Regions from separate parts of the Homo sapiens genome. Here region 1 is linked to region 2. Evidence: chromatin loops called from intact Hi-C (ENCODE). Cell type or tissue: dorsolateral prefrontal cortex. All regions are shown on one strand. Links, peaks and the distances in the headings refer to the core of each region. The heading gives the core; the rest is flanking DNA.

Region 1 (8,000 bases), core at 1-8,000, 160 kb after region 2:
AATTGCATGAGTTAACCTGCTAAATGAGACATTTGTGAAAGGACCCTGGAATTTGGAAATAACTGCCTAAAAGATGATGAAGATGACAATGTCAACGACAATGAAGATAATTCCAGCCAGAGACAATGGGATAAAAAAGGTACCGTGAAAGCTTGAGAAGGCTGGAGGCCCAGGGATGGCTACCCAAAGCCAGACAGTGTTGCCTGGGGAATGGCCAGCAAGATCCCTTTTGCCAGTCAGGCCAGAACCTTCCTCAGCCCCAGGCTGCATTTCTCTGCCCACCCCAACACCCCCTTCAAGGTCCAGTTCAAGCCTATTCATTTCAGAGAACCTTCTGGTATGTGACACTGCGGCATCGACCCCAGCCCCTTCCCTGACTGACTCAGACTTCTCTAAGCCTTCCAATCTCAAGGAACCTTGGATGTTTCTTCTCTCAAGCACCTGCTGGGAGGCAGCCCAGTAGGGTTTTCCCACAGCTCTCTCTGGAAGGTATGACCTCGATCCCCCTACAGACTGCGTCAGTCTAGAGGGTCCCCAAAGGTGTGACCAGCTCTCTCCTTTCAGATAAGTGTCTCTGTGAGGATGGGGACTCTTTCTCCTCCATCTGACCTGGAGTGAACACAAATAGAACTAAATCGAGGTCTTCCTGGTTGTCTCCAGGGGCTGCAGCCACACAGAGAAGGGGCGAGGGCAGGTGAACTTGGAGAAGTGAGTGCTTGGCTGCTCGGCTGCTCAGCCCCGCTGACATGAGCCAGGAAGGGCGCTGGGCCACTATGGACTAAGACTGCATGGCTGGCAAACTCCAAGCCCAGCCTAAGCTGTTCTTACACCAACAGGCGCCACCAAAGACACCACCCAGGCCTCACTGCCTGCGCCGTATGCCTCCCCTCTGCGGAGCACGAAGTGGTGTAGTAAACACAGTGACCTTGCTGCCACGTGCATCCTCTCCACACCCTCCTCCAAACCAAGGCCCCAAACACCAGTCAAACTAAGAGAACAAAGGTTCTCAGACCACGACATTGCCTGCCGCCCGCCTGTCCAGCGCCTGCTCCGCCGGAAACCCAAAACAAAGGGCTTGGTCAAGGCAAGGAGGATGAAGGGCAAAGGGTAGGGGCAGCTGGGGTTGGGGGGGCATGGAGAACATTCCAGGGCATCTCTAGGGACCTGATCAGGAGGGGAGCAAGAACAGGATGGCAGCCAAGCCCTTTTGCACACATGCGTCACTCCACAGACATTTATGGGGACACCCACTATATTCCACACGCCCCAAATGTTACAGACCTCATTCCTCACACACACCTCATGCACACACTGCCACCGCAGCACATTCTACAGTCCTCAACACCCCCAACACACACACCGCCAGCTCACTGGCCATCCTCCACTCACTCCTCACCACAGGCACACACAGCTCATGGGGAGAAAAGATCACATAATTCACACGTCACACCAAAAAGTCACCCAGCTCACACACCCTCACTTCACACCACACTCACACCGTCTCCCACCACGCACCTCACACACCTCTCACCTCCCCAGCCACAGGTGTATGCATCCAATTAAATTCAATACGCACGCCACCTAGACACAGAGACACATGCAGACACAACCTGCATAGATAATGTGCACACCTAATGTCACACGTTTGTGGGCACACACAGCCCCTCAGCATAGACAGCGCTGCTGGCCCACTGCCTCCTCCCACCCCACCCCATTCCCATATGCACGTGTACATGCACGCACACACACACACTCACACACTCACACACTTGTCAACTGGCTCCTCACCTCAGACCCCTCAGCCCTGGCTGCAACCCTTTCCTGTCCAGAATCGCGGGAGCAGCCACCACACAGACACATGACATTCAAACACCAGCACTCAGGTCCTAATAGATATATTACCCAAGCAATCCCAGGATGTGCCATAGTGACTCTAAGCCAGCCACCTAGGCTGCAAACACATTGGCACACACGGCACCCCCTGCCCCAACTCCTCTCTGACAAGACACCCAGTGGAAACCATCAGGCCCCTGCAGTGGCCCTTCCTGGCCACACACAACAGCCAGTAACACACACAACTACATATAGAATCCTGTATGCAAGCTGTCCCTACAACAACTCCACTGTACAATAACAGACATACAGCCACATACACACAAGTTCTCTACACACACAACAGCCACACACCCAGCTACCACTCCACAGCCACAACACTGCCTCCCCAGCCACACATAGCACACAATGCCATAGACCCATAATTCCCATAATCTCCCCACAAATAATCCCACTCTCGATGACACATTCATACACGGCACAACACACATGATTACACACAAGACACACCCAACACATGCAACCCAGCCCGTGCTACACACAGACAGGAACACTCACACAAACACATACACTATAGACCCACCCAGCCTGGACACATCCCACCGCAGGTTGACACCAGATTGCAGTTTACTCTTCCCTATCTCAAGCCCTAGCCGCCCCCGTCAAGACCAGGGCAGCTGGGATGAGGGGCTTTATAAGTTACAAAAGCCAGTGCCCACCACATCATCCCCCCACCACCTCAGATCCCTGGGCATCGCCTGAGGGCAGCACACTCCACATTTAGGCCCTTCCACCTGAGCCCACACCATGCCATGCCTGAGAACATGGGGGGCGGGGGTGTCCCAGGGACACTAGCCCTGCTCTCTGAGCCTGCCCCCTCCTCACCACAAAGCAGAGGTAGATACAAGAGGAAGGGGTGGCTGCAGAAAGAGACCCCAAAACGAAGATGGAGACCTAGAGAAACAGGAGAGAGACCAAGATAGACCAAGAGAGGTGGGCACATGGGGCAACAGACCAAATTAGAGAGCCCAGAAATACTTGAAGAGAAACCAGAGGAGAAGCCCAGAGAATAAAGTGGGACCACTGTACCTGGAGAGGAACAAGAGGAGGGGCCCCCCACGAGGAAAGACTCGGAGATCTCCAACACAGGAGGGAGGGAAGGGATCGGGGAGTGGGTCCCACAGAGAAAGCCAGTGAAGCCCTGATGGAAGGAGAGATTTGGACTCTGGGGTAGGTTCCAGGCTGAGGACTGAAGTCCAGATGTTTGGGTGGGAATCTGAGCGGGTGTCCAGTTGAGGCTTGGAATGGAGGTTTGGGGCTTTGGGTGAGGCCGGCTCTGAGGTGGAGTCCTGGATGACAGCTGGGGGTTCAGGTGCTCCAGGTGTGCCGGGAGCCCCACATATATGGTGAAGGTTCCGAGGCGTGGGCAGGGTCCCCACTAATCTAAGGAAAGGGAATTCGAGGCTTGGGCACAGCTCTCAGTGTGCACTGCGGTCCCACCGTGGACTGGAAGCTCAGTGCTTGGGGTGGAGCCCCGGATCCGAAAGGAGTTCAGAGTCTGGGGTGACGTGTGGACTGAGAGCTGGGGCTTCAAGGGCTCTTGGTCTGCGCTGCCGTCCCAGCACAGGAGTAGAATTCAGAACTAGAGGAGGGGTCTCCTCCCTGAGAAGGGTTCGGGGGCGGGCAGACCCGGCCCGGCGCTCGCCGGACACCCCGTTCTCCTGGTGCCCAGCGCGGGGGCCCCCCTACCTGCAGGCTGTCGGCGCATGGCTGCGGCGGCGGCGGCGGCTCGTCCGGCTTGAGGAAGACCTGCTGGCCCCGCCTGAGGAATTGGACAACAGCGATGAGGATGTGGTGCAGCACCAGGACCATGCTCGCAGCCGCCCGCCCGCCCGCCGGCCCGGCCGCTGCGCTCGGTCAGCGCGTCCGCGACAGCTTCGCCTGGTCCGCCCGAGTGTCCGCCCCGGCCCCGCCCCGGCCCGCCCCCCGCCCGCCCCCGGCCCGCCCCGGCCCCGCCTATGTCCCCGCCACCGCGGACCGCACCTCTCGGCCCGTCGGATCCTCCGACCCCACCGGACACCCGGCCGCTGTCACCCCGCTTCTGTCTCGCCCTGGGTTCCCTCGGCCCTTCCAGCTGGCCTGCTGTCAGCCTGCGCTCGCTGCCCCTCGCCCCGTCGCCACTTCTCTCGCATCTCGCAGGGGCCGCTCTCAGAGCCTCCACCCTGTCTGATCGCACCCTGTTTCCCCGCCACCACTCTGGGGTCCGGGGCCCGGCCAGAGCCCCAGGCAGAGACCGGCGCAGTGGGGTGGGGTGGGGAGGGAAGGGGAAGGGGGGCAGGGGCCGCGGACACCGCAGGAGCCTCGGGCTTGCTCCTCTCCCTCAGCCTAGGAGGCAGGGGGAAGTCGGGAGAATGTTGGAGGTCGCTGTGAGACGGACAGGCCCTGGAGCAGTCGCCCATCTGCGAGGGAGACACGTGCGCACAGACACCGAGCGCACACACGGCGGCCGCCACTGACTGGGGCCCCCAGGCCTGGGTGGGCAGGTCTCTGTCGCCGTCCCCGGAGCCGGAGAGGGTGCAGGCCCCAGGGCCACACGGTCCGCAGTTCCGCGGTGGGACCCGCGCTCCGGGAGCGCGTTTCTCCGCAGAGCGGCTTCTGGGTTCAGGAGCCTGCGGCAGCCGCGACGCTCCTGCGCCCCCTGCCGTCCCATCGCGGCGGCGCAATCCGGCCTCAGTTGCCGGCTGCCCGGAGGGGCCGCGTCCGGGGATTCAGCGGGTCACCGGGGTCAGCTCCCTGCCCGGACCGACCCGGTTCTTAGGCCTCTGCTTGGCATGAAAGCGGTTGGGGCGGCAGGACGTGTCTGGACTGGAGGGTGCGCTTGGGTCTCGCTAGGCCTTTGCCAGCGACTTGCCGCATGACCTTGCTCGGATCCCCTCCCCCCACTTCCTGGGCCTCAGTTTTCTCATCTCCCTCACAGGACGGCCAGGAGGACCAAACCCGGGAATGGCGGGAAGGTAGAGTCCCCCGACAGCCCTCAATGTGGTCTGACCTGAATCCCCCCGTCAACTGCACTGCCGGCCCCTCTCTCTGCAGCTCCCCTCCTCACCAACTCTTGGACGGTGACTCAGTGAGCTCCCAGCCTCCCAGCCTCCCAGCCTCCCAGCCTCCCCACCTCAGCTGGGTGATTCATCAGGGCCCTTTCTCCCTGGGGAGTGATTTTCTCAATGTTGAGTCATTGTGCCCATTCCTGGACACAGTCCAGGCAGCTGGCACATAGCCTTGGCAGAGCCCGGCCACCCCACCAACTCAGGGGGCAGCCCTCCATGCCAGCGTTTCTCCCACCTTTCTTTCTGAGGCATGCTCTGGCATGCTCTCCCCCACTCACCCTCAGTGGCTCCCTACCACCAGCACAATAAAGCCCGAGCCCTGAGCCTGGCGGGCCAGACCCTCTACAGCTGAACCCTTGCTTGGTCATCCAGCTCTGACTCCCCTCCCCACCATTCCTTACATTTCTACTTCTTGCTCTTCTCACATCAATGACTGACTGACTCTCACCTCCAGGCCTTTGCCCATGCCACCCCACCCCCAATACCCTCCCAGATCCTTCCCTCCTGCCTGTCATTTAGGGGCCATTTGAAGGCCCACCTCCTCTGGGAGGGCTTCCCTGGTTACTACCTTATCCCTCTGGGTAGCCCTTTTTTGTGTCTTTCCTGGGAGTCACATCTGGGGACTTAGGAGAGGTGTAGAGTAAGTGATCTGGGCCAAGTCAATGTATTTTACTGAATCTTCCAAACAGGGGCAATTCATCCTACTTATTAACACTGTAGAAAAAATTACCTGGGCTAAGATGTGTAAAGGTTCTGGCCCCCACAGGGCCTCCCTTCCTATTTTTGGCCTCAGTTTTCTCTTCCGTAAAAGGGGATGACCCATGTAAGGGCTGTTGGAAGGACTAGGTCTGAGTCTGAGCTCAGTGCACAAGTCTCTTGGTAAATTCTGAGCATGTGTCACTGGCTCAGTCCTGGGCTCTGGACAAGGCTGGGTGAGATACAGGTGCCCGGGAGGTATCTGTTACAGCCACTGGCCAGAGTTACTTGTTCTTCAGGGGAGGCCACCTCAGACCATGGTCAACAGCCGACCCTGGCCTGGCACCGCCACCATCTCTTGGGCTCCCAACTCCAGGCACCACCTCCATGGCACTCACCTCTTGAGAAGTTATTTTATTTATTTTATTTTATTTTATTTTATTTTATTTTATTTTATTTTATTTTTTTGAGACGGAGTCTCGCTCTGTCACCAGGCTGGAGCGCAGTGGCGCGATCTCAGCTCACTGCAACCTCCGCCTCCCGGGTTCAAGCAATTCTCCTGCCTCAGCCTCCCGAGTAGATGGGACTACAGGCATGCACCACCATGCCCAGCTAATTTTTATATTTTTAGTACAGATGGGATTTCGCCATGTTGGCCAGGATGGTCTCGATCTCTTGACCTCATGATCCACCCACCTCAGCCTCCCAAAGTGTTGGGATTACAGGTGTGAGCCACTGCACCCAGCCAAGAAGTTATTTCTTCAGTCTTACTTGAATCTCTCAAACTACAGCTCAATGACTGGGGTCCCTGGTGTGTGCTCTATGTGTCCCTCAGCTCAAAGAGTCTTTCTGTGTCAACCTTTCAGATCCAAGCATTCCTCAGAGGGTTTGAGTCCTAACTGTGCCATAGACTTGCTGTGGGATTCTGAGCAGGCCACAGCACCTCTCTAGGCCTCTATTTCCCCATCTGTGAAATGTTATTACACTAGACTCAATAAACAAGTGCACTGCTTTCTTCCAGTGCTTGGTAGAGTGCAGAGCCCTTTCAGAAAAACCCTCTCACACAATCCTTGAAATTCCCCAACCAGCACCCTTCCTGAGGGGGCAACCAAGGCTCCTTGAGTTGGCACATTTAAAGGCCTTGCCGAGCTCTTATAGCTAGGAGTGACCCCACTCCAAGGACTCCTCCACTCACACGCAGATCCCTACCTCACTCCAACTGCACAATCTGTGATCCTGTTCTGGGTTCTCACCCTGACTCATGTTAGAATTGCCTGGGAGCATTTTAAATACTGATATCTGGAACCCCCATCCCAGATGTTTGTGAATGTCCCCCGGTGATTCTAATTTGCTGCCAGGTCAGAGAACCCTGGAGTAGATGCATCTCCTCCCTGGCTGACCTCTGTCCCATGGAGGTGAGGGCCAGGGCTGGCCCCTACTGGCCGAGTGTATACATCTGGGGCTGGGAGGCTTTCGCATTTATTGAGCACATACTGTGTGCCTCACATTTCATCTTCTCAACAATGTTATAGGGTGGGATCTATTATTAGTCACACTTCACAGATAAGGAAAACTCAGGCACAAAGTAAACTGCCCACAGTCACATAGCTTGTAAGTAGTCAAAATTCAAACCCAGGCCATCTCACTCCAGTCTGTGCCTTAAATACATTCCTTGCTTCTTGAGCAAAGCCAGGTAAGGAAATCAGATTTCCCAGCTCCTCTTTTGTCCCCAAGAATGCAGTGGCTGAGGGTCCTACTATCCCGGTGTCTGCACCCTCTGCCCATCTCGGACACCAGGAAGCCCAGTCCCAGCCCCAGCTTTCCTCCCAGCTCCAGCTTAGGAATGCATAGCCCAGCCCCTCTAGCCAACTCTTTTTGTCTTCCCACCTTAGAGGCCACTTGGCCTGGAAAAGGTGACTCAGCTGTCAGCCTGGGTCCTGGGCCCACTCAACCTCAGGCCCTGTCTAGGAACCAGCCCTGCCTTGTTCCTAATAAAAATGACACCTCTCATTGGTAGGGCCTTGTGCTGGCAAAGCATTTCCTCACCCAGGCCAGATCCAACAGCCTCAGGAGGCACGGCATTAGCCCCATTTTACAAATAAGGAAAGTGAGGCTCAGAGAAATGTAGATGCTTACCTGAGATGGCACAGCTGGTTACTATAGGAATGTGAACCCTGGCCTATAGACTCCAAACCCAGTGCTCTTTGCACCAAGGATAAGCAGCTACTATGTAGCCCAGGACCCCCCAAAGCCAGGGCAGGTTCACTCTGACCATGTTCACCCTCTGCTCATAATCTTCACTGGGCTCCCCATGGCCTCCAAGGCAACATCCAAACTCAGTATAAGATGCAAGGCTCATCCCCA
Region 2 (15,534 bases), core at 2,895-10,894:
TGCTCAATGGACCAGGTACAAAGTGTCAAGATGGAAGAGATGGAAGCTGCACACAAGCTTAACAACATCTATATCCTCTCACCAAAGCTTATTTGGCTACCACCACTAGTGAGTGCCCAGCTGCCAACTGCAGAAGCCAAGGATGAGTCCCCAGTATGGCACCATTCCCCAGAGAAACTAGCCAGGAATCTCTGGTGGTAACTGATTTAATAGGAACCCTTCCTTCATTGAGGACAGAAAGTGCTCTCATGGGAATAGATATGTTTCCAGAGTTTTTTTCCTTGTTCCTAATGCTTCTACCAGAACCATGTCATTTTTTTTTTTTTTTTTTGAGACAGGGTTTTGCTCTATCACCCAGGCTAGAGTGAAATGTTGTAATCATAGCTCACTGTAGCTTCCAATATGAGCCCTCCTGGCCTCAAGATATTCTCCCACCTTAGCCTCCAGAGTAGCGGGGACTACAGGCACATGCCACAATGCCTGGCTAACTTTTTAAATTTTTTATAGAGACAGGATCTTGCTGTGTTGCCCAGGCTGGTTCAAACTCCTTTCTTTTCATGGTTAGTGGTCAGAATGAGTAGAGACTAGCATTGAAGCTGGAAAAGCTGGAAAGCACGTGTGGATTGCCTCAAGCAATCCTCCTGCCTAGGCCTCTCACAGCCGTGGGATTACAGGCAGGAGCCACTGTACCCAGCCAAGAATGTCATCTTTACCAACATGGTATCCCATACATCTGACCAAGAGGCTAATTTTATAGTGGAAGAGGTGTGGCAACAGGCTCATACCATGAGATTTATGTTAACCTTAGGATATATGTTATCACCCAGAAACAGCTGGCTTGAGAGAATCACCTATGAAGGTCATGGTTACTGAGAGAATGACCTGCTGAAGGTCAGTTATGGTGCCAGCAGAAATACAGCACCCTAACAAATGGAAGAGCAGTACATTCTTTACATCAGCAACCAATATATGACATTATTTTCTCTACAGCAGGGACACACAAGCATAGAAAGGAGGAGGGTGGAGTAAGAGAGGCCCCTCTCATGAATGCATCTAATAATCCAGTTAAAGAATATTTGCTTCTTGTCCCCACTGTCTTATTCCTTGCAGGTTTAGAAGCCTTAGTTGCTAAGGGAGAAAATGCTTCCAATAGGGAACATAGTTGCAGACTCGTTAAGTTGGAAGCTAAGACTGCTCAGTTGCCATTTTGTTTTCCTCATGCCGCTGAGCCAATAGGCAGAGATGTGGGTTACTCTATCGGCTGGGATAACTAATTCTAATTATTAAGGGGAAAGTGAATTACTGGATGTTTTAGAACAACATAATTCCTAGAAACATTAAGGAGAAACTCTAATTTTTAGTCATCTTCAGTATATCAATTATTTTATTTTAAACTTTTTTTTGTGTGTGTGGAGACTGCGTCTTGCCATCTTGCCCAGGCTGGTCTCAAACTCCTGGCCTCAAGCTATCCTCCTGCTTCAGCCTCCCAAAGTGCTAAAATTACAGGCATGGACCACCATACCTGGCCCAGTTATTTTATTTTAAGTATGACTTGACAATCTAGGGACATGTGGTTTAACATGAAATGTGAGAAGTTGGAATTCTTTTCTAACCTTTGGTCTGGGGAAGGACCTTGAAAGGTTAGTCTAGCCTAGGGATAAAAGCAGAAAACTCAACCTTTTTATGGGTTACATGGGAAAGGTATCAGGGGAGTGGACAGGCTCAGTTTATGATCACTCTCTGAAATGACGAAGACTTCTCAAATAAAAGAAGTTCAAAAATGGAGTCACAGCTGGGCTTGGTGGCTCACGCCTCTAATTCCAATAACTGAAGAGGCTGAAGGAGGGCGGGTTGCTTGAGGCCCGGAGATTGAGGCCAGTTTGGGCAACATAGCAAAACCCCACCTCGCTTAAATCTCTCTTAAAAAAAAATTCCAGCCACTTAGCCAGGCTTGATGGTGCGTGCCTGTAGTTCCAGCTACTCAGAAGTCTGAGGTGGGAGGATTGCTTGAGCCCAGGAGTTCAAGGCTACCGTGAACCATGATCGGACCACTGCACTCCAGTCTGGGTGACAGAGCAAGACCCCGACTCTAAAAATAACAAAATAAAAATTTAAAAATGGAGTCAGATCAAGGAGAACTCAAAGACAGCAAAGAGGCTTACTACAGATACTCACTCTTATCCTGCTGGCCCTGTCGACCATTCTCAGGTTCTGCCGTGCTCCAGATTCTGGCAGAATTAGGTCAGACGGCGGTGGAATATAGGACTGCAGACTTAAAGATGATAATAACATTCCATCGTTTAATAAAAATAGCTCCATGCTGGAAGAAATGGAAAACACGCACCATTGAGAAATTTTCTGTTGGAACTTACCTAAGATGGAAGGTGTCCAGGATGCAGACGTAAATGCAAGTCTGGAGTTCTGGACCCTACACTGGTGGTTGATGGTCGTTAGCACAGAAATAAGGCAACAACAATGAAGTTAGTGCTCAGGCCTCACTTTCACGGTCTTATGTGAAGTCTTTGTTCAACTACTAGATGACATCAATTTTAGACATGACAGATCACCTTTTGACTCCAATTTGGTGGCTAATAGTACAGGTAATATTTACTACCTCTGGACCCTCATCCTACTGACAGCTACTCCTTCATATTTTATAAAACAAGAAGACCCTGGAGTGGAGCTATGATGAGGGTCTGTTAGAGATGGTGGATTATAAATAAGAATCACAATTTTTCAGCCAGGCACGGTGGCTCACACCTGTAATCCCAGCACTTTGAGAGGCTGAAGTGGGTGGATCCTTTGAGCTCCGGATTTAAGACCAGCCTGGGCAACATGGCAAAACCCGTTGCTACCAAAAATACAAAAATTAGCTGGGCGTGGTGGCACGCCTGTGGTCTCAGCTACATGGGACACTGAGGCAGGAGGATTGATTGAGCCCGGGAGGTTGAGGCTGCAGTGAGCTGAGATCACACCACTGCACTCCAGCCTGGGCAACAGAGCAAGACCCTGTCTCAAATTAAAAAAACAAAAAAGAGAGAGAGAAACTGAAAGCAAACAAAAAATTTAAAACTGAATGTGAAAGGGCAGAGGGGAAACAAACAAACCAAACCAAAATAAACAATTCAACGATTTCCACAGAACAGCTCTAGTGGCCTGTACTGGGTATACAGTGCCAGGGTTATTAGCAGGACTGTAAGAGAATTCCTCCAAATTTTACAAAACTTTCAGTTTAAAGCTTTCTCTTATTATTTGACAAGAGCTCTTCAACTTCTCACTACAGGGCAGTGTTACATCATTTATAGAGGCTGTTGCACCAAGTTTCATTACCATGGGAGAGGCAATGCAATTTTGGCCAATTTTCCTTGTATTTTTTTCCCTCAACAAATAGCTACTCATACACACCATATTTTAATAGAAAGCCTCAGTCCTTGTCATCAGAACCTTCTTAGAAGTTTCTATTAGAGATATGCTTTTGGCCCACGTGAAGATGAAGTGCTGATTCCAAGCTCTAAGGTGTTTCAGAATGTCACCCTTAAAAACAATAATAATGTTAACTTTGAAAAAATAAAGCCAGTAATTTCTACTGCTTCTCAGTTCAAGTGAGTCTGGGTCTGCTGATGTCCTGGAATAGGGAGCAGGGCACCGGCACAGAGCCATGAGGCAATTTAGCAGTCCAGTAAAGCTCCCAACCTCTGCTATGCAGAAAGGCCAGAAGGATCTGTTGGGCACCAGGCAGAACGAGTTATGAAAACTACTGCCACGTTGGGGGACACATCAGAGGGCCAGGAGAATGGGCAGACCTGGTTCCGGGCAGAAGGCTGTGGCTGCTGCAGAAATTGGGGCAAGAGATGAGGGTGCCTGAACTCAGCAGGTGGCCATGGTGATGGAGGCAGGCTTGGGAACTGGTGCTCTCTATGAGGTGCTCTAGGAGGTAGAGAGTGGAAGCTGGGCAGACTGAGAGGGGTGGTCAGAAAACAGATTGATGGGCCTTGAGATTTCAAAGGTGGAGTAATTTCAAGTTCTGATTAGATTGTAGAATACGTCCATGGAAGTTTGTTCTAAAATTTCTCTGGAAAATATAGGAGCATTCCATACACAGAAAAACAAAAACTTAAGGTGTGATTCCAGGGGAACTTTGAGCTTTCGAAAGGAACTTTTGTAGGCTTGCAAAATTCCTATCGGGCCTTACTGGAAACAGGATGGTCAGGTAAATAGGCCAGCAGAGGAAAGATGCCACCTCACATCTGGAGCAAATGATTCCCACCAGATCCTGGTAGCTTCACCAAGAGTAAGTACACCAGTCAACCTGTGAGTAGAACACATATTTTGCAAAGCCATGTTGGGTGGAGAATGTCACAAAAAATAGCGTTTCCAGAGCCAGAGATACTTTCAGGGGTGGAGAAAGACAAGCACAGAGGGTTCCCCTAATGGCCAGAGGACCGCCAGGCCCAGATAGGAAAGGTCTTTCTCACATAAGGAGCAGCACCCGGGGTGCCAAGGTCATTCAGAGCTGAGGACTTGCAGCCCTAAGCACAAAGGCCTACAGGTGGAGGAACTGAGTTGTTCATCAGGCTTGACAGCTGCAGCAGTTTGAGACTTTCTTGGGTTGGAATTTCCAGTGGAGAGGAAAGGAACTAAAAGATAATATCCTTGGAATCTTTGGAGTGTCACAGGAATTCCCGGTGGTGAGAGTGGATTTCATATGAGAATGTAGAGGAGTGGGCCCGAAAGTCCCTCTGTCTGGTTTGTTTTTGATTTTTTTATTATTATTATTATAGAGACAGGGTTTCACTATGTTGCCTAGGCTGGTCTTGAACTCCTGACCTCAAGTAATTCCCCTTCCTTGGCTTCCCAAAGTGCTGTGATTACAGGTGTGAGCCACCAGGCCAGGCCTGGTTTATTGTCAGAAGGGTGGAGCTGGAAAGGTCTCATATGTCCATGTTCTGAGACATTTCTTCCCTTCACAGACACAAGAGAAGGCCTTGTGCTCCTGGTTCTCCTGCCTGATCTCCTGGTCTTGTTGCTTCCCACTAAGTGGAGCCCTTAACCTGCTTTCTGACTGCACATTTTCTATAGCGTAGAGCAGATATTAAAGGAAGGGTAAGGATCTGACTGCTTCCCAAGTTTGTTATAGCAAATACTAGGAAGCACGAGAAGTGGAATCTTTTCCTTGGTTCACAGTTACTGCTTTTTTTCTGCAAGGAAATCCAAAGGATCTCCTAATTGAATTCTAAGATTGTGTGACCTATTTCGAGATTTTTTTTTTTTTTTTTTTTTTTTGAGATGGAGTCTCGCTCTGTCGCCCAGGCTAGAGTGCAGTGGCACGATCTGGCTCACTGCAAGCTCCGCCTCCCGGGTGCAGGCCATTCTCCTGCATCAGCCTCCCAAGTAGCTGAGACTACAGGCACCCGCCACCATGCCTGCCTAATTTTTTTGTATTTTTTAGTAGAGACGGGGTTTCACCGTGTTAGCCAGGATGGTCTCGATCTCCTAACCTCATGATCCACCCACCTCGGCCTCCCAAAGTGCTGGGATTACAGGTGTAAGCCACTGCATCCTGCCCCCCTCCTTTTTTTTTTTTTTTGTGACAGAGTCTTATTCTGTCACCCAGGCTGGATAGCAGTGGCACAAACATGGTTCACAGCATCTTTGACCTCCTGGGCTCAGGTGATCCTCTCGCCTCAGCCTTTTGAGTAGGTGGACTACAGGTGTGTGCCAACATGCCTGGCTAATTAAAAAAATTTTTTTTTTGGAGATAGGGTCTCTATGCTGCCCAGGCTGGTCTCGACCTCCTGGGCTCAAGGAGTCTTCCTGCCTTGGCCTCCCAAAGTGCTGGGGTTACAGGTGTGAGCCACTGCGCCAGGCCTACTTTGAGAATTTCTAGTTAACATGACTTGTATTCTGTGTTTAAGTCCTTCAGTGTGATTAATAACCACGTACACTGTCAGCAATAGTTTAAATATATGTATTGTGATCATAAATGTTGTAAGTTGAAGAAATAAATGATCTGTAATAATGTTTCCCCTTCCTTGACTTGAGAGAATTCCATAGGCTGTGCTAGCTCCTGGCTAGGATTGTCCTCAGACCTACCTGATCCTTGAACTGGACACAGTAGTGATAGCTCATGTGACAGGTTTTTCACAGCTTTTCTTGATGCAGTGAATGCCCAGGTTAGACTGTCTAGACCAGGTTATTTTGACCTTGGCACTTTGGCATTTTGGATTAGATAATTCTTTTTTTTTTTTCCTTTTTGTGGAGAACAGGGTCTCACTATATTGTTCAGGCAGGTCTTGAACTCCTGGGCTCAAGCTATCCTCCCGCCTCTGCCTCCCTAAGAGCTGGGATTATAGGCGTGAGCCACTGTGCCCAGTGGGACTGGATTATTCTTTATCGAGGGGCTGTCATGTGCATTGTAGGATATTTGGCAGCATCCTTGGTCTATCCCCACTAGACTGCAATAGCATTCCTCCTTCCAAGTTGTGACAACCAAAAATGTCTCCAGACATTGCCAGATGTCCCCTTTTTGGCAAAATCACCCCTACTTAAGAACCACTATTTTAGACAAATCCATCTTCCTTCCCCACTGGATATATAATTGATCACAAAGTCTGTTGAATCCACATTCTTGAATTATCTTTCAAATCCATTTCCTCTTCTCTGTCGCCAGTGTTCCCAGTTTTCCAAGGGAATGCACAAGGCTCTTCTTAAGGTTTGGACGGAGTCCAGGTTTGGAAGAGTAACCCTGGAGCAAGGTATTAGCCAAGGCTGGGATTACAGTAGCCCATGCTGGCCACTGGGTGGTGTCAGTACAGCACCAAACCTGGAACCAAGAGGCGCGCTCAGAGCCAGGACCCTGCATTGCCCTAGAAGCAGCCGGACATGACACCACCCAGGCTAAGTCAGTAACATTTGGCACCATCTATCTACAGAGTGCCTACTGTGCACTGGGCACTCCAGAAGGTGCTTTACCCATAATAATAAGAAGCATAGTTAACCGTTATTGAACATTTCCTCCATGCTAGACCCTGGGTTCTGTGCTTTGCGTGGATTATATTCTTGAATTCTCACAACAATCCTAAGAAATAGGCAAGGCATATTTTGCCGGGCGCTGTGGCTCATGCCCGTAATCCCAGCACTTTGGGAGGGTGAGGCGGGCGGATCACGAGGTCAGGAGATCGAGACCATCCTGGCTAACATAGTGAAACCCCATCTCTACTAAAAATACAAAAAAATTAGCCGGGCGTGGTGGCAGGTGCCTGTAGTCCCAGCTACTCGGGAGGCTGAGGCAGGAGAATGGCGTGAACCCGGGAGGCAGAGCTTGCAGTGAGCCAAGATTGCGCCACTGCACCCCCAGCCTGGGTGACAGAACGAGACTCCCTTTCAAAAAAAAAAAAAAGAAACAGGCAAGTTCATTTATTTATTATCTCATTTCACAGATAAGAAAACAGAGGTACAGAGAAGTTAAGAAACTGGAAAAAAATCATATTTAATTCTTTCAAAAACGTTCAATAAATTCATTTAACTATTGGACATCTACTGTGTGCCATGTACTCTTGTAGATATGAGGGGTTTTTTTTTGTTTGTTTGTTTTTTTGAGACTGAGTCTCACTCTGTCACCAGGCTGGAGTGCAGTGGCGTGGTCTCGGTTCACTGCAACCTCCGCCTCCCTGGTTCTAGCGATTCTCCTGCCTCAGCCTCCCGAGTAGCTGGGACTACAGGCGCAGCCACCACGCCCGGCTAATTTTTTGTATTTTTAGTAGAGATGGGGTTTCGCCATGTGAGCCAGGATGGTCTCGATCTTTTGACCTCGTGATCCACCTGCCTTAGCCTCCCAAAGTGGTGGGATTACAGGAGTGAGCCATCACGCCCGGCCACGAAGTGATATTTTTAACCCCATATTATATGAGAGGAAGTAGATCTCAGAACATGAGTGTTATAGTCCAGGTTTGCACAGCTTGCTGAGTCAGTATTTTAACTCAGGGCTATGTGTCTGATTCCAGCACCTCCCTCTGCACCCGTATTAGAACACATTGAGAAGGCTCCCCAAGCCATGCCTCCTGTTGGCCTATCTCTCGCTGATCTGCTCCACAGTGGAACCCTCACATGCATCTACATGTTTCAGACAAGGCTCTGGGCACCCAAAGATTAACAAGACAGACCCAGAGCTTGCTTTCATAGAGCCCACAGTTAGGGGGTGCTCAGGGAAGACAGCTGTTCAAACAACTCATTCCAGAAGTTGTTATGTACAATTGTGCTGACTGCTAGAAAGGAAAAGCACGGGACAGGAAGTTGTGAAATAGTTTCAGGGAAGCCATACTTGTGTAGGAAGTCAGGTCGAACTTCATGGGAAAGGGGAATTTAGGCTGAGAGTTCAAAATTGAATAGCAGTTGATTGAGCAGTGAGTCATGGAGGAACTGTCTATACTAGAAATGAAAAGGCTTTGAGGCTGGGAAAGAACTTGGCCCTAATGGTCAGAAGGGTGAAGGGCAGTGAGCAAGGGATAAATAATAAAAATCATAATTCATAGAGGTAAGTGCAACTAATGTTTCCACGTGTCTTATTCTAACCAATTCTGGTTAAGAATATGGGTTCTGGAGCCAGACAGGCTGGGTTTGAATCCTAGCTCCACCATATTGGTTGTATGGCACTGGGCAAGTTCCACCTTCTCTGTGTCTCTATTTCATCATCTGTAAAATGGGAGCAAAATTGTCCCTATCTTTTCAGGCTGCTGTGAGAATTAAATGAGTTAATATACGTAAAGCACTTAGTAAAGCACCTGGCACATGGTAAGTGCTATTTTTTATTACTACTCTTATACAGTTTGATACATAGAAATTTACATTCGATACATACAAATTTATATTCTACTCTCGTTGTTTTACAAGAAAGCATCTCCCCATGTGGTTAAAAACTTCTTTGTAAATGCACACTGTGTATGATTACATATGTTTGTAAGAGCATGGAGGAAAGCTAAATGCCTCTCAGAGTGGTAACGTGGTTACTTCAAAGAGAAGAGGGTGGGAGGACTTCATCCACTTTTTCTTTATGCAACTCTTTATTGCTCCTCTGGGAACAAAAAAAAAGAGAAAAAACCACCTAAAGAATAGAACAGAGAGCCCAGAAACAGACCCACACATATATTTATGTGTGGGATTCATGACAAAGGTTCCATTCCAATTTATCAGTTATTTAAATAAATGGGTTGATGGGATAACTAAGCTGAAAAATTGAACCTTGACTCCTTCCTCGCAACTACCAGAAATTAATTTAGAATGGATCGTAGACTTAAATGTGGAAGCTAAAATAAAGCAATCAAGCCTCTAGGAGAATATGGGTGGAAAAGAGTTCCTAGACAGAACATAAGATTGATAAATTGGATTTTACCAAAATTAAGAACTTCTGTTCACCAAAAGACACCATTAAGAGAGCAAAAAGGGGCCAGGTATGGTGGCTCACGCCTGTAATCCTAGCACTTTGGGAGGCTAAGGTGGGTAGATCACCTAAGGTCAAGAGTTCGAGACCACCCTGGCCAACATGGAGATACCCCATCTCTATTAAAAACACAAAAATTAGCCAGGCATGTGGTGCATGCCTGTAATCCCAGCTACTCGGGAGGCTGAGGTGGGAGAATTGCTTGAATCCAGGAGGTGGATGTTGCAGTGAGCTGAGATCATACCACTGCACTCCAGCCTGGGAAACAGTGAGTCTGTTTCAAAAAAAAAAAAAAAAAGCGAAAAGGCAACTCATAGACTGGGAGCAAATATTTGCAGTACATATATCTGACAAAGGAATCATACTAGATATTTAAATAATATGTATGAAATATCATATGTAATATTCACGACATCAGTAGGAATATATATAAATATAGCATACATGTGAAAAATTAAACAGCAATGAGAATAGTGAACTACTAACATGATACATGAAAAATATGGATGAATCTCAAAGACAATGTTAAATGAAAGAAGCCAGACATACAAAAAGTGTATATTATGTGATTCCATTTATATGACATTTTAAAATAGGATAAACTAATATATGGTGGTAGAGATCAGAATAGCAGTTACTGTTGGAGTGGGTACTGATTAGTAGGAGGCACAAGGATGTCTTTTGGGGTGCCAGAAATGTTCTGTATTTTTTTGGTGGAGGGTGATGGAGTTTTGCCCTTTTTGCCCAGGCTGGAGTGCAATGGTGCAATCTCGGCTCACTGCAACCTCTGCCTCCCGGGTTCAAGCAATTCTCCTGCCTCAGTCTCCTGAGTAGCCGGGACTACAGGCACACACCAACATGCCCAGCTAATTTTTGTATTTTTAGTAGAAATGGGTTTTCACCATGTTGGCCAGGCTGGTCTCAAACTCCTGGCCTCCCAAAGTGCTGGGATTACAGGCGTGAGTCACCAGGCTTTGCCAACGTTCTGCATCTTGATCTGGGTGATAGTTCCACAGGTGCACACATAAGTAAAACGTTATTAACCTTAGGATTTCTACACTTTGCTGATGTAAGTTGTATTTCAATAAAAAGCCTTTTTGTTTTGAGGCGGAGTCTCGCTCTGTCGCCTAGCCTGGAGTGCAGTGGTGCGATCTTGGCTCACTGCGAGATCTGCCTCCCGGGTTCACGCCATTCTCCTGCCTCAGCTTCCCAAGTAGCTCGGACTACAGGCGCCTGCCACCACGCCCAGCTAATTTTTTTTGTATTTTTAGTACAGACGGGGTTTTACTGTGTTAGCCAGGATGGTCTCGATCTCCTGACCTTGTGATCTGCCCACCTCGGCCTCCCAAAGTGGTGAGATTACAAGCGTGAGCCATTGCGCCCAGCCTAAAAAGTCTTTTTAAAGTCTTAGAAATAAAATTCAAAGGTGAATAATTTAGTGTAAATCATAATTAACCACACAAAGAAATAAGGTATCATGGGCAAGGACTAGTAGAAATGAAAACAGAGAGATTCAGAAGACAAAAAATCCAGTAATGGAATTATCAGAGTTTATATAATAACATGCTCCATAAGTATAAATAAACGACAGAAATGCTTGAGAAGCATGTGTAGGAAATGAGAAACTATAAAGAATTGCAAAGCAGACTTGAAAAAGAGAAAAATAGACTTTCTAGACATAAAGTCATAAAATAATTATAATTGAAAACTCAGTATATAGAACTCCCTTTTCCCTGAAGATGAAATAGGTGTACTTTTCCCTATTCTTCCTGCCAAGTACAGCTAAAGTCCCTGTACATTATATGTAAAATAAACATTAGACTTTGGAAGATGTGCAGAAGAAGGGAGACCAGATAGGGACTTTGGGACTGAAGGAGTGACACAGTAATGAGTTCTCTACATTTTCTTCCTGCCTCATATATCCCAGACTTGGAAGTGAAGAAGCGAGCAGTTTGCAAATGCCAACATGCACAGACAAGGAAAGGCCCAACAAAGGCTTGCTCTTTCCAGCCAGAAGACCAGGAAAGGAGAACGCAGAAAGACAGAAAACTTCTAAACAGTAACTGCTATACTCTAGCCAAACACCAAAGAAAAACTGTGATTCCTCCACCACCCATGTCTGCAAAGGCCAAGTGGGGAGTGTAGATTTACACTACTCGACACTAATGAAGCACCCCAACCCCTGCGGGGTAATGTCAGAGAAGACTGAGTAGGGAGCTGGGACTCTCATCCCTGCTAGATAGTAACAAGTTTCCCTCCCCACTGCAGTGTCAGTGAGGACCACGTTGGGAGTCATACCTGGCAGTCATGAGGAGCTCTTCTCCTTATGTGTCAATGGAGGCTGGGTGGAGAACTTGCACTTCTAGCCCTGACTGGTAATAATCAGGTGGTGCCACCCTGTTATCCCCTGCTGGAGTGGTTATTTAAAAAACAGCTAAAACAGATAATTTAAATACAATTCAGATTCTTATAACATAATATCTAAAATGTACAGGTTTAATAGAAAGCCACTTGCTGTACTATGTTAGTCTGCTCAGGCAGCCGTAACAAAATACTATAGACTGGATGGTATTTATTTATTTCTCAGAGTTCTGGAGGCTGAAAAGTCTCCAGATCAAGGTGCCAGCCCAATCAGTTCCTAGTGAGGGCTGTCTTCCTGGCTTTCAGACGACAGCCTTCTCACTCGGTCCTCATGTGGCCTTTCCTCTCTGCTCACAAGAGGAAACAGACAGCAAGTTCTCTGCTGTCTCTTGTTATAAGGGCACTAATCTCATCAGACAAAGGGCCCATCCTCATGACTACATCTAACCCTAATTATCTCCCAAAGGCCCCATTTTAAAATACCAGCACATTGGGGGTTAGGGGTTCAACATGTTAATTTGTAGGACTCAAACATTTAGTCCATGACACAAACCAAAAACCAGAAAGATCCTAAACTTAATCAAAATGGACAATGCATAGATGCCATCAGCAAGATGACAGAAATGTCAGAATTATCTGATAAAGATTTTAAAGCAGTATTGTAAAAATCACTTAATGAGAAATTATGAACACACTTGAAACAAATGAAAAAATGGACTGTCTAAGCAGACAGATAAAAGGGGAAGGAACAAATGGAAATTTTAAAATGGAAAAGTACAATGACTGAAATAAAAACACTCAGTGGATAGACTCAACAACAGAATAGAGGAGACAGAAAAAAAACCAGTGAACTGGAAAATAGAACATCAAAAATTGCCCAATTGTAACAACAGTGAGAAAATAGACTGAAAAAAACATTAACATGGCCTTAGAGACCTGTGAGACCCTAGCAAAAGATGGAACATTGCTGTCATACAGCCCCAGGAGAGGAGAAAGAGAGTGAGGCTAAAATGGTATTGAAGACATAATGGCTGAAAATTCCCCGAATTTGGCAAGAGACATAAACCTACAGAGTTAAAAAGCTGAGAAAAACCCACACAGGATAAATCTAAAGAAATCCACATCATGGCACATTAAAGCCAAATTTCTGAAAACTGAAGACAAAGAAAAAATCTTGCAAGGTACAGTGGCTCATGCCTGTAATCTCAGCACTTAGGGAGGCCAAGGTGGGAGGACGGCTTGAGACCAAGAGTTTGAGACCAGCCTGGGCAGCATAGCGAGACCCTGTCTCAATTTAAAAAAGAATATATATATAAAATATATATGTGTGTGTGTGTGTGTGTATGAATAAAAAAAGTAAAAACAATCTTGAAAGCAGCAAGAGAGAAATAACATCTTGTATATAGGGCAAAAATAATTCAAATGACTGCCAATTTCTCATCAGAAACAATGGAGGCCAGAAGAAAATGGCACAACCTTTTTCAAGTGCTGAAAGAAAAGAACTGTTGACCTAGAATCTTATATCCAGTGAAAATATCATTCAGGAATGAAGTAGAAATCAAGACATTTATGAACAAAGGAAAATAAAGGAAGCAAAGGAGAATTTGTTTCCCGTAGACCACTAAAAGAACAGTTAAAAGAAGTTCTCTAAACGTAAAGGAAACAATAAAAGAGGAAATCGTATAACATCAAAATGGAAGAATAAATGTGGTATGGGAAAATTTGGGCAAATAAATACAAACACTTATTCTCCTTTTGAATTTTCTAAAGTGTGTTAGATAGTTGCAGCGAAAATTGTAACACTGCCTGATACGGTCCTAAATGCAGAGAAAGGAAATTTTTAAGACAATTGTATCATAAATGGGGGATTAAATGAATTTAAAGGGAGGTAAGATTTCCAGTTTCATTCAAACTAGTGAATGATAACCTAGTAGACCGTGATAATGTACATATGTATAATATCTACAGCAATAACTTAAAAAGCCATACAAAGACATACAGTAAAAATACTACAGACAAATAAAAACAGAGCTCTAAAAAATGTTCAAGTAACACACAGGAAAGCAGGAAAAACAAAACAGAGAGAAAAAATAGAAAACAAGAAACAAAATAGCAGAATGAAGCCTTAACATACCAAGAAATGCATTAAATGTAAATGATTTAACTCACAAATCACCACTAAAGAACTTGTTCATGTAACCAAATACCACCTGTTCCCCAAAAACCTATGGAAATAAAAAAAATATTATTAAAAATAAATAAGTACATTTCACCAAAAATGTAAATGATTTAAATATAGCAATTAAAATACAGAAATTGGCAGACTAAATTAAGAAACATGACCTAACTATATGTTACCTACAAAAACTTCACTTCAAATATAAAACACAGGCAGGTTGAAAATGAAAGGATGGGAAAAAGAGATAGCATGAAAACACTTATCAAAAGAAAGTAGGAATAACTACTAATATCAGATAAAGATGACCTCAGAGCAAAGAAAATTACCAGAGACTGAGAGGAACGGGGTACCCTACAACACGGCTGATCAGTATTTTTCAATGCTCGCAAGATAATCAAAAAACAAAGACAGTCTGAGAAACTGTCACAGCCAACAGGAGCCTAAGAAGCTATGACAACTAAATGTATTGTGATATTCTGGGTGGGATCCTGAAACAGGAAAAGGTCATCAGGTAAAAATTACTGAAATCTGAATAAACTATGGACTTTAGTTCACAATCATGTATCAATATTGGTTCATTAATTGTGGCAAATGTATCATACTAACAAAGATGTTCATAATAAGACAACTTTTGTGCAGAGGACGTGTGGGAACTCTTTGTACTATCTGCTCAATTTTTCTGTAAATCAAAAACTGTTATATTTAAAAAAAAAGTATTTGGCTGGGCACAGGGGCTCACATCTGTAATCCCAGCACTTTGGGAGGCTGAGGCAGGCAAATCACTTGAGGTTGGGAGTTCGAGACCAGCCCGGCCAACATGGTGAAACCCAGTCTCTACTAAAAATACAAAAAATTAGCCAGGCGTGGTGGGGCATGCCTGTGATCCCAGCTACTTGGGAGGCTGAGGCACGAGAATCACTTGAACCCAGGAGGCGGAAGTTGCAGTGAGCCGAGATCTAGCCACTACACTCCAGCCTGGGCAACAGAGCAAGATTCTGTCAATAAATAAATAAATAATAAATAAGAATTAATTTTTTAAAAATAACAAGTGATCTCTTAGATATTAAGAAAAATGATGGCCAATATAAAAGTAATCAAAGTAGAAAATGCTGAAATACTGCCATTAGCTTATTAAGTTTAATGTTCACATACCTTCTGCTAAAGCAATTGTGATCCTAGATATTTTCTAGGATTCAGGTACTGGAATGTTATAGCAGCAAAACCCTGGAAATAAGCAAATGCCCATCAACAGGAGAATGGATAAATATGCCATTGTGATGTTTAATGTTATGTATTCTCCTGACTGGGCCATGGGGAGCCCAGATATTTGGTCAAATATTATTTTGAGTATTTCTATAAGGGTGTTTCTGGATGAGATTAGCATTCAAATCAGTAGACTGAGTAAAGCAGACTGTCTTCCCTAATGTGGGTGGGCCTCAAACACAAAGGCTGATTCTCCCCCAGTCAGAGAGAATTCTTTCCTGCCTGGCTGCCTTTCAGCTGAGATATCAGGTTTTCCATGTATTTGGACTTAAAGTGAAACATCAGCCATTCCTAG

Evidence for each region. A loop is a pair of places that touch in the nucleus more often than their neighbours do. Peaks named below come from ENCODE experiments on the same cell type or tissue, not always from the same donor. Only the 100,000 strongest peaks of a DNase experiment are listed, where the experiment ranks them.
Region 1: it touches region 2 in a loop (4-fold over the local background); 65 of 110 quality-filtered maps call a loop at or near these places.

What each region holds. Positions count from the first base shown.
Region 1 is chr11:72,638,672-72,646,671 of GRCh38, forward strand. PDE2A (phosphodiesterase 2A) reads right to left here. Exons shown (of 31, transcript NM_002599.5): 2 at 3,583-3,655. Among named protein-coding and RNA genes, the nearest start is that of PDE2A-AS1, 18 kb to the right of the region's middle. RefSeq lists enhancers at 3,408-3,908, 4,343-4,932 and a silencer at 4,227-4,566. In dorsolateral prefrontal cortex, for the core only: CTCF peaks have their summits at 4,535 (motif pointing left) and 4,737; DNase peaks (open chromatin) are centred at 4,534 and 5,087; H3K4me3 peaks cover 4,962 bases; H3K27ac peaks cover 5,939 bases.
Region 2 is chr11:72,475,639-72,491,172 of GRCh38, forward strand. It overlaps the pseudogene ART2BP. Among named protein-coding and RNA genes, the nearest start is that of CLPB, 49 kb to the left of the region's middle. In dorsolateral prefrontal cortex, for the core only: CTCF peaks have their summits at 6,793 (motif pointing right), 6,992 and 8,334; a DNase peak (open chromatin) is centred at 6,823; H3K27ac peaks cover 351 bases.